Linked DNA regions of Mus musculus: region 2 is linked to region 1. The links are chromatin loops, found by intact Hi-C in ENCODE. Cell type or tissue: left cerebral cortex. All regions are shown on one strand. Links, peaks and the distances in the headings refer to the core of each region. The heading gives the core; the rest is flanking DNA.

Evidence for each region. A loop is a pair of places that touch in the nucleus more often than their neighbours do. Peaks named below come from ENCODE experiments on the same cell type or tissue, not always from the same donor. Only the 100,000 strongest peaks of a DNase experiment are listed, where the experiment ranks them.
Region 2: it touches region 1 in a loop (3-fold over the local background); 14 of 42 quality-filtered maps call a loop at or near these places.

What each region holds. Positions count from the first base shown.
Region 1 is chr15:32,431,103-32,435,388 of GRCm38, reverse strand. All of the region lies in intron 3 of Sema5a (sema domain, seven thrombospondin repeats (type 1 and type 1-like), transmembrane domain (TM) and short cytoplasmic domain, (semaphorin) 5A), which reads right to left. Among named protein-coding and RNA genes, the nearest start is that of Sema5a, 190 kb to the right of the region's middle. In left cerebral cortex, for the core only: a CTCF peak has its summit at 1,915; DNase peaks (open chromatin) are centred at 1,511 and 2,243; H3K4me3 peaks cover 443 bases; H3K27ac peaks cover 691 bases.
Region 2 is chr15:31,997,650-32,001,935 of GRCm38, reverse strand. No RefSeq gene overlaps it. Among named protein-coding and RNA genes, the nearest start is that of Gm32499, 160 kb to the left of the region's middle. In left cerebral cortex, for the core only: no CTCF peak of the experiment used is centred there; DNase peaks (open chromatin) are centred at 1,913 and 2,108.

The sequences.
Region 1 (4,286 bases), core at 928-3,427:
TCTGACTGAAGAGATTCCCTAGCTGTCTTGCTGAATATCCTATATGGGGACTGTCTGTTCTGCCTTCCAATCAATTTCAAAGTAACTTATACATTATGCCAAATGTGTAGAGAAGCTTAATCTCCATGCTATTCCAATGTTTTCTTGTTGATAAATAATATTTTGAACCTCATGGGAAGAATATATGTTTTTATAGCCTACTCCCTATGCATGATTCCTTAAAATAGAGCATGAGCTATTAATAACCTCTGCTAACAGTTCAGTCTATCTAAAAGGGAAACTGAGACACTTCAGAGAACGCATGCTCATCCACTCGCTCTGATTTTGAGATCTAGCCCACACATTGCCTAGTCACTTCAGTATGTTCCAGTGCTGGATAAATGTAAAATATTAGGTGATTTGTGTGGTGCATAGGTGAAGTTAAATCAGAAATGGTTATTTTTTTATCCAGCTACCTATAATGCTCAGTCAAGAAATGCCAGGTTAGAAATGATAAAATATCTTATGTGACCCCTAGGGATTTCCCTATTACTGTCTCATCAAGTGATCTTAGTTTTGAATACAATAAAATTTCCAGTCCATTGAAGGAAAGGTGATCCAGTAACTGGCCCAACTTGTGGTACATCTCATGGAGGGAGCAGGCACCAAGGTCTAACACTGATGCTATTACGTGTTTACCGATGTGTGCCTAGCATGACTGTTCTCTGAGAGGCCCTACCAGCATCTGATGGAGACAGACCCAGATACTTACATCCAACCATTGGACTGAAGTTGGGGACCAATATGCTTGAATTAGGGGAAGGATTGAATAAGTTGAAGGGGAGAGCAACCCCATAGGAAGACCAGCAGTCTCAACTAACCCAGATGTCTGGGAGCTCCCAGAGACTGAACCATCAACCAGGCAGCATACACTGATCCTAGGCCCAGGGCACATACATAGCAGAGGTCTGCCTGGTCTGGCCTCAGTGGGAGATGTGCCTAATCCTCAAGAGACTTGAGACTCCAGGGAACAGAGATGCCTAGTGGTGGGGAGCACCCTCTCAGAGGCAAGGGGTGGAAAACTGGAATAAAGAACTGTGGGAGGAGGGACCAGAGGGGAGGCAATGGCTGGAATGTAAATAAATAAAATAATTTAAAAAAAAAAAGAAAAAAGAAAAAAAAATCCAGTCTAGTATTTTTAATTAATTTAATTTATGTAGGTAGAAATTTTGGCAGCATATTTATCTGTACACCATATCCCTGTGTATCTTCCATCCCTGTGGAGTCAGGAAGACAGTTACAAGATAACATGTGGGTGCTGGAAATAAAATCTAGGTCCTCTGAAAGAGCAGCCAGTGCTCTTAACTGCTGAGCCATCTCTCCATCCCAGAGTCTCTATACATACACTGTTAGAAATCTCACCACCAAGACTGTAGTACTCCAAAGCTCATTACACATTCATGAGATTCCCTTGTCATATGCTCTGCACAGACAACCTGATGAGGCCATGTGGTCAGAGAAGCTTGGTCTCTGGCTATAAGGGGAGTAAACCTTTTAGTGTGTGAATGAAAACACACAGGACAAAGCCAACTCTCATGGCTTGCAGAGAGATGACTTGTGTTTTGCTTTATCTGATCAAAGCCCCCACCCTATTCACACACACCCAACGGTTAACGCACAGACTATGAAAAACAAACAGAGCAAGAAGCAGCTGCAGTTGTGAACTGATTTGCACATTACACAGTTAGGGACTGTTCCCCCAATTCCAGCAGCGGGAAGGCAGGGGTCATGATTCTCAGGCAGGGTAAGAATAAGTCTGAACCATATTACTTGGATGTGGACAGTTCTGGAAAGTCAGAGAGTAGGGTTATTTGAAAAAATAAAATATCTCCAGAACACGGAAATATTTTTAACTTTGCTCAAAGTCGAGTTGTGGCTGCACAACAGAATTACACATCCTTAGGGAGATATCTTCCCTTCACTTGGAGTGTGAAATGCTTGGCGATATCAACCAAAGCTTCACAAATGTATGAAGGCAGAGAAAACTGGAGACTCTGAGAATTACAAAGCAAACCACGGAATACCATCCAACCATATCGCTCCCACCCATGCCCCTCAAGCAACAGCTACATGGCCCTTGCCAAGAGCCACAGTGCTGCGAAGGGTCAGCGACTCTGTTGCAGCCAAAACTATTTTTAATTTGTGCACTGGGTGGCTGAATCAAAGAAAAACAAAAAAAGGCATCTCGGGAGGCTAGGAAAAAAGGGGCATATGGAAGTAGGCAGGATGTAGCAAGATAGAGCTAGAGAAAACACAGTATTTCATTGGCTGCCTTAAAATTGGTTGCTAAAAAAATCCCTAGGATGTCCATGTTTGGCTTTGGAGGAAGGGAAGTCTTAAATAAGGATGGTAATGACAAACACGTGCGACATTCACTACAGAGTTTCCACCCCAGTTCTCACTGCTGTGTAAGTTAAATTTTTTTCATAGCAGGCATCTTTAATAACCAACCGTATAAATTTATTATTTCCATATGTTCTCCTTTTTTCTTTTTGCTCTAAATTCCAAACATTGACTTCAAGAGCTTTCAAAAGCTGAATTAAATCAGAAGAGACAGTGAGCAATTTTGCACAAATACCTTGAGAATAAGAAACTTGCATCATATAAAAAACGGTGTGAATAACGCATCTGGCCTCTAATACAAACTTATTTTGTACCATTCAGTTCACCAATCAGGCTTCAAAATGTAGGTGAGTTTTTTTTTTTTTTCTTTACATAGATCTTTCTTGAGAGAGCATCACATACTCACAAGGATTATCCCAATTGCATTTTAAAGCTTTTCCACTGAGAAATATCTTGCTTTTAACATGTCCCTTGAGGGAAAACCAGCTTAAGAGGTTTCAAATAAATAGCTTATCAACATCAAACACTATTTAATCAGATCAAAGATGTAGTGTGATTTAAGCTGTAGAAAGGGTAAATTACTTTGTATTGGGTTTAACATTGTTTAATTATACTGTACACAGTTTTGTGCCTTGGGTTCTTTAAGAATATGCTTAGCTATTTTCCCATTATCCCTTCCATAAGGCACTGACAATTACCCACGGATCACTCTTTTCTCCCTAGTTGTTCATGTATAACCATTGGCACTTCCAGCCACTCTGGATTCATTTTAATATATAAAACACAAGAATGGGGAATTACCACTGTCCCTGTTGACATCTCACATTTAGTTGAGAATCATCTGCTTGGGCTACTCTCTGGGTCTGTTTAATAGAGTGTCTTCCCAGCCATTTAGCAAAAAGTGTACTAAGGAGTCTTCTCAGAAAATACCCTGTGTGAAATGTAAGGTACAGTGTCCTTTAGAGACTCACCAGGGTTCAGATACAAAAGCAAAGATGGCTGTGTTCCATGAGGACAAAAGACACTCTATGGATATTCAACAAGCAGGAACACCAGAAAATACACAGACCACTACAAGCTGGGGGGTCCTAGGAAGTTTCTTCTCTGATAAGAGAAATCAATTTGTTAAACAGGGCTGGTATAAGAGCAATGCTGAAGGCTTCACCCTGACAAGAATACATAAAGGGTACTCCCAAACGTAACGACCGAGACAAACAATGTTGCTACAATATTATAAAGATGAACATTGTGCAATGATGACCATGCTGTGTAGGGAATGATGAAGGTGTTATGAGGCCCTGGAGCCATAACAGGGCTCAGTGGAAGCCTGCACTGATCGTGTCCTTATTTGAATGCTTGTATCCTCATAAATTTTCTTATGTGTTTTTATTCTAAATAGTGCTTAGGCTAAGTTGCTGAGTGATTTGGCACACAAACGGGTGTACCCAAGGGACTGCCTCTCCTGTCTCACCCAAGCCCCAGGCTCATTGGAGTCAGAAGATGCAAAAATAATTTCTCTCGTTCCTTCCTAGCAGACACTTCCTTCCCACTAACACCTACGGGCAACCATGCATCATAGCCCTGGACACCTATAAGTAAATAATCCTGTTTCCAGGGGGAGATGTGGCATGTGTTCTCATTTCAGACTTGAAAGAGATGACTAAAGACATTGGCAATGCCTGACACCTGCTGATGGCTGGCTCCAAATGCTTCCAGCAGCCATCCAAAGTTGAAATGACAATAAGAAGCAGGGGTCAATTCCATGTGGGTTCCTGAACAAATTACAGAGCTTGAGACCTCAGTGGCACTGTTGAGATTAGGATCTAAGCACAGACAGCCTGCCTTTCATCCAGTTAGGGGGCCATCCCCATGATTGTGATTGAGATTGCTGTCAAATCAATTGC
Region 2 (4,286 bases), core at 1,060-3,559, 430 kb after region 1:
AGGGGGAATGAAGGGAGGACAGGCAGCCATAATGGTCAGGTGACTCGACACCCAGCTTCTGATCTCAGGGTCTCATTCTCTGCAAGATGGTTCCTTCTTCCCTGCACACCTTGCTCCTTCTCCCTCTCCACCATGCCCTCCTATCCATTCTTACTTCTATATCCCTCATAGTATGTGTCTCCTGAAATGCAGTCTTCATCATTTAACCAGTATTTTCCATGCAGTGCTAATCAGCATCCTGGCTTCTGGCATTTGTTTATTATACATTTGTTTATTATGCTTCTCTCCACATGACTGAAATGTCCCAAGAGATGCTATGTATTGTCATAGGTCTCAAATGTTGTCTGTCTTGTCCATTGCTCTGCCCCCGCCCCCAGCACTTAGAAAAGCACCCTGCACACACAGTAGAAACAAGAAAAACATTTGTGAAATGAACAAATGTTTGTTGGTTGTCTTAGTTTTCTATTGCTGCCACAAAACACCATGTATACCCAAGAAAAGCATTTCATTTGGGGCTCAGGGTTCCAGAGGGTGGTAGAGTCCATAATCATCATGGTGGGAATCATGGCAGCATGCAGATTAGCATGGTGCTAGGGATAGTTTAGATGTTGAGACAACAAACATGAGCGGAGAAATAAAGAAAGCTAACAGAGAATGGAAACCTCAGAGCCCACTCTCAGTGACACATCTCCTCCAACTAAGTCACACCTCCTAATCTTTCCCAAAGAGTTCCACTAACTGGGGCTAAGCATTCAAACACATGAGCCTATAGGAGCTGTTCTCATTCAAAGAATCACACTGATGAATACAACAAAAATATCTCTTTCATCGTCTATTTTCTCACACACCTGAATCCCAGCCTTTGCTTCTTCAGTCTGGGCACACAGACAAGCAAACTTGGGCTATGGTAAATGTCTCTATCAGGGTCATGGTGAAGGGCAAGCATGCCTGTCCCAGAGTCAGGTCAGGATCATGTTGGGAAGTTCAGCGAAGGCACCGGTCCTGGACAGAGAGCTCCTAACTTTGATTTTGTGGATTTGGAGTGAGGTCTAGAAGTCTATAAAAGCACCTGAGAAGATTCTGGGTTCTTCACTTTCTTCCCAGTGAACTCTACTTCCATGACTCATCTTCATCTCACTCCAGAGAGACATCAGTCGGATCCCAGTCTAGAAAACTTCTGAGAAATAAGAAGGGAGGGACTAGAATGGGCTGCATCTCTTGCATGAGGCTATCCAACCTAAAGAGGAGACCTGCACTCTGGACCATCTGCTGAGCCAATTTTTTTCACACCTAATATGCAGCAAAGAAAAAGCTAAAAGCTGGGCTGGGGGTAACTCATTTTGTAAAAGCCCTTACATGAACACCCAAGTACATGAAACCCAAACAAAAATTAAGCTGTAAGCTCATCCCTGGGTTTGGTGGGTACAGAGACAAGGGGATCCATGAGCTTACATGCTAGCTAAACCTAGGAAAAAGTAGAAGGCTATGGGTTCAGTGATGGACCATGTCGGAAAGGAATAAGGTAGAAAATGATAGACCAGGATATCCAGGATCCTCCTCTGGTATCCACAAGCATGTGCCCTGGTGAATGCACATGCACACACACACACACACACACACACACACACACACACACATGCATAGAGAACATACATTGCACACAGTAGTACCCAAAGACAGTTAAGGCTCCATGGTGCAGTGACTCCTAGGATACAGGTTCCTAATCTTCAGCAGTACAGAGTTAGCACTGACAGTTGCCTGGTTTTAATATCCACAGTTACAAAGACAGACTAGGTCAGAGGATCTAAAAGCGTTAAATGCTGCAGAATACATTTGCTCTCCTGGGCATCACGTCATAGACATCCAGCAAACAGGATGCTGCACTAATATAAATTTTTTAGGAGGAGGATAAGACGCAATGATCTCACTGTGGAGGCAGTTTGGTCTCCGAAGGTCATTTTCAGAGCTGGAAATGATTCATGTTTAGAACACTGACTGACAGTGTTTTCTCTGTGGTGTGTTTAAACATCAGCAGGGCATTTAACGAGAATGCTAAACACCCATTGCTAGGAGGTTGGAGGAGAGACTGTATAAGTCCAGGCTGCAGTGCTTATTGCTGAATCCTATAGAAAGACACTGCTCTCAAAATCAAATTCTTGACTCGTGATCATTATATAATCATCATAAAACAGGTCTGTGTTGGCATCTCCAGGAGGTGAAGCCTGAGCTGAGCAGCAGCTAGGAGGAAAGTCTCTGCTGCGGAGGTCCAGGAAGCCACAACGCGGAGCACAGGGCTGTGTTACAGCATTGGTGGTGCCAGAATGAGCACAGGGGAGGGAGGGAGGGAGAAGGAAAATTTAGCCTGGGCACCAGGTTTTGATACTTGGATTGGCATGTAAAAAAAGCAAACCATGAGAATTCATACAAATACTGAGCAATATAATACCATCCTGTTTTAGAAAATAAAACAATGAAATACAGACAGACAGGACTCCGCTTTTTATAAAGATGAGTGGATTCCTTAAGTGAATGAAAACCTAGTCCGTTACTCTCTCTTCTTTCTTCAGACAAAATATAGAATTTGAAGCTTTTGGCAACATGACGAAACTCCTCAAAATTGCTCTCATCACATCCCTGGCAATCTCAAAATGAGGCAGGTATTTCTACACATTGAAATATGAGAAACTGAGCTTGTGGAATCCACAAGTGCAAAACAATTTAAAAGTGCTATCCCAGCTGTCAATAAAGGATGGAACAAAATTCTCCACTGACTTAACATTGGCAGTACTGAGATTTGGAAGGCAGAAAGAAGGGATGGCTATTGGTGTCTATGCATGGTGCTATCGGAGCTGAAGGGATAAGCATGCCCTTGGGGGAAAAATAATGTCTATTACAGCCATTTCTTTCATAAAGCCGGTAATTTTCCCTGCCTTTTAATGTGTAGCAGCTCTCTACCTTTCAGATGCTTGCAAATTTCATGCAGAATATTGAATGTGATATGCAAGTTATTGGGACAAACTTAGGGGAAAGGGGACTTTAGTCTTCTCATGCCAAGCCTGCTTCTGCTCACCATGTCTAGACTTTGTTTGCCCAGAGTAGTTGCTTTGCATGGGCTATGATTACCAGCCAATGACAGTGTGGTTCCCACCATTGCTTGATATGGAAGCTGTTGCCTTGATGTGAGAAGCAGGGCGTGCATACAAACTGGGGACTGACATGCACAAATATTGAAAAGTTCTTCAATATTTATCTCTCCCATGAAAGAACATGGTTCATAGCAGTTCACCTCCAACTCAGGCATCCTTACATAGCCACAGCGGGCACTTTACATGACACCCTGCATTTATCTACTGTCCAACTATTGTTGACATATTTAGAATAAAGACTGACATGTTAAATATGTTTTTAGGGGCCAATGCCATTAAACTTCAGAGTCAATATCCATAGGCTTAGATTTTTCAAAACATACTTTTAATAAGGGTTCTTAAATGCTTTAACTAACCGCCCTTCTAGCCTACCACCCACCAGAGGTAGTGGAAAGGAAAGATTAATAGAGCAAAGGTGGATGTGGATCTGTTTAGAAATAGTTCTTAGGAGCAAATCCAACCTGCATTGTCAGGATATCGCAGTCCAAAGCTGATATCAAAAGAATCAGCAGGGACAGAGGGATCCACTTGAAAACATCATTCACTAATCAGCAATGGCAGGACAATCCAGAAGAAACCTTGAGGCTCTGCCAATTGGCCTGAGTTCAGAGAAGAGGCAAGAAGCCTCCAGAATACCAGTATAAGTTCTTTGATCCATTTCTGTCTAGGAAATCATGACAAATGAAGACTAGCAAAGAATGGCAAGGTGAACCAATACCATATAGCATCATCAGCAAAGCACATCGATGACCAGTAAAGAATACTAAGACATACCAATACCACACAGCATCATCCGCCGTCTGTTGGGTTCTATTTATACCCTTTTCCAAGCATCATGTGTTCTCTCAAGTGTCTCTTCTAGCAAAGCATCACATGTCTCTTCTCAGTAAAATATCTTCCCACCTGTGTCCTTCAGGACAGACATTCGCTCATAAGACAGTTTCCAGAAAAACATCACATGACAAAACTATTCTCCATAGAAACAGAAATTTCCACTTCATATATATGAATGCACTTTTTCTTTCTAGAGGAACAAGGACATCAACATCTATTTTTTTTTCTATCTCTCCACCCAGTCTGCCACCCAGGATGACAATAAACTTGACCCAAGAAGAAGATGTAGCCTTGCTATGTAGCTCT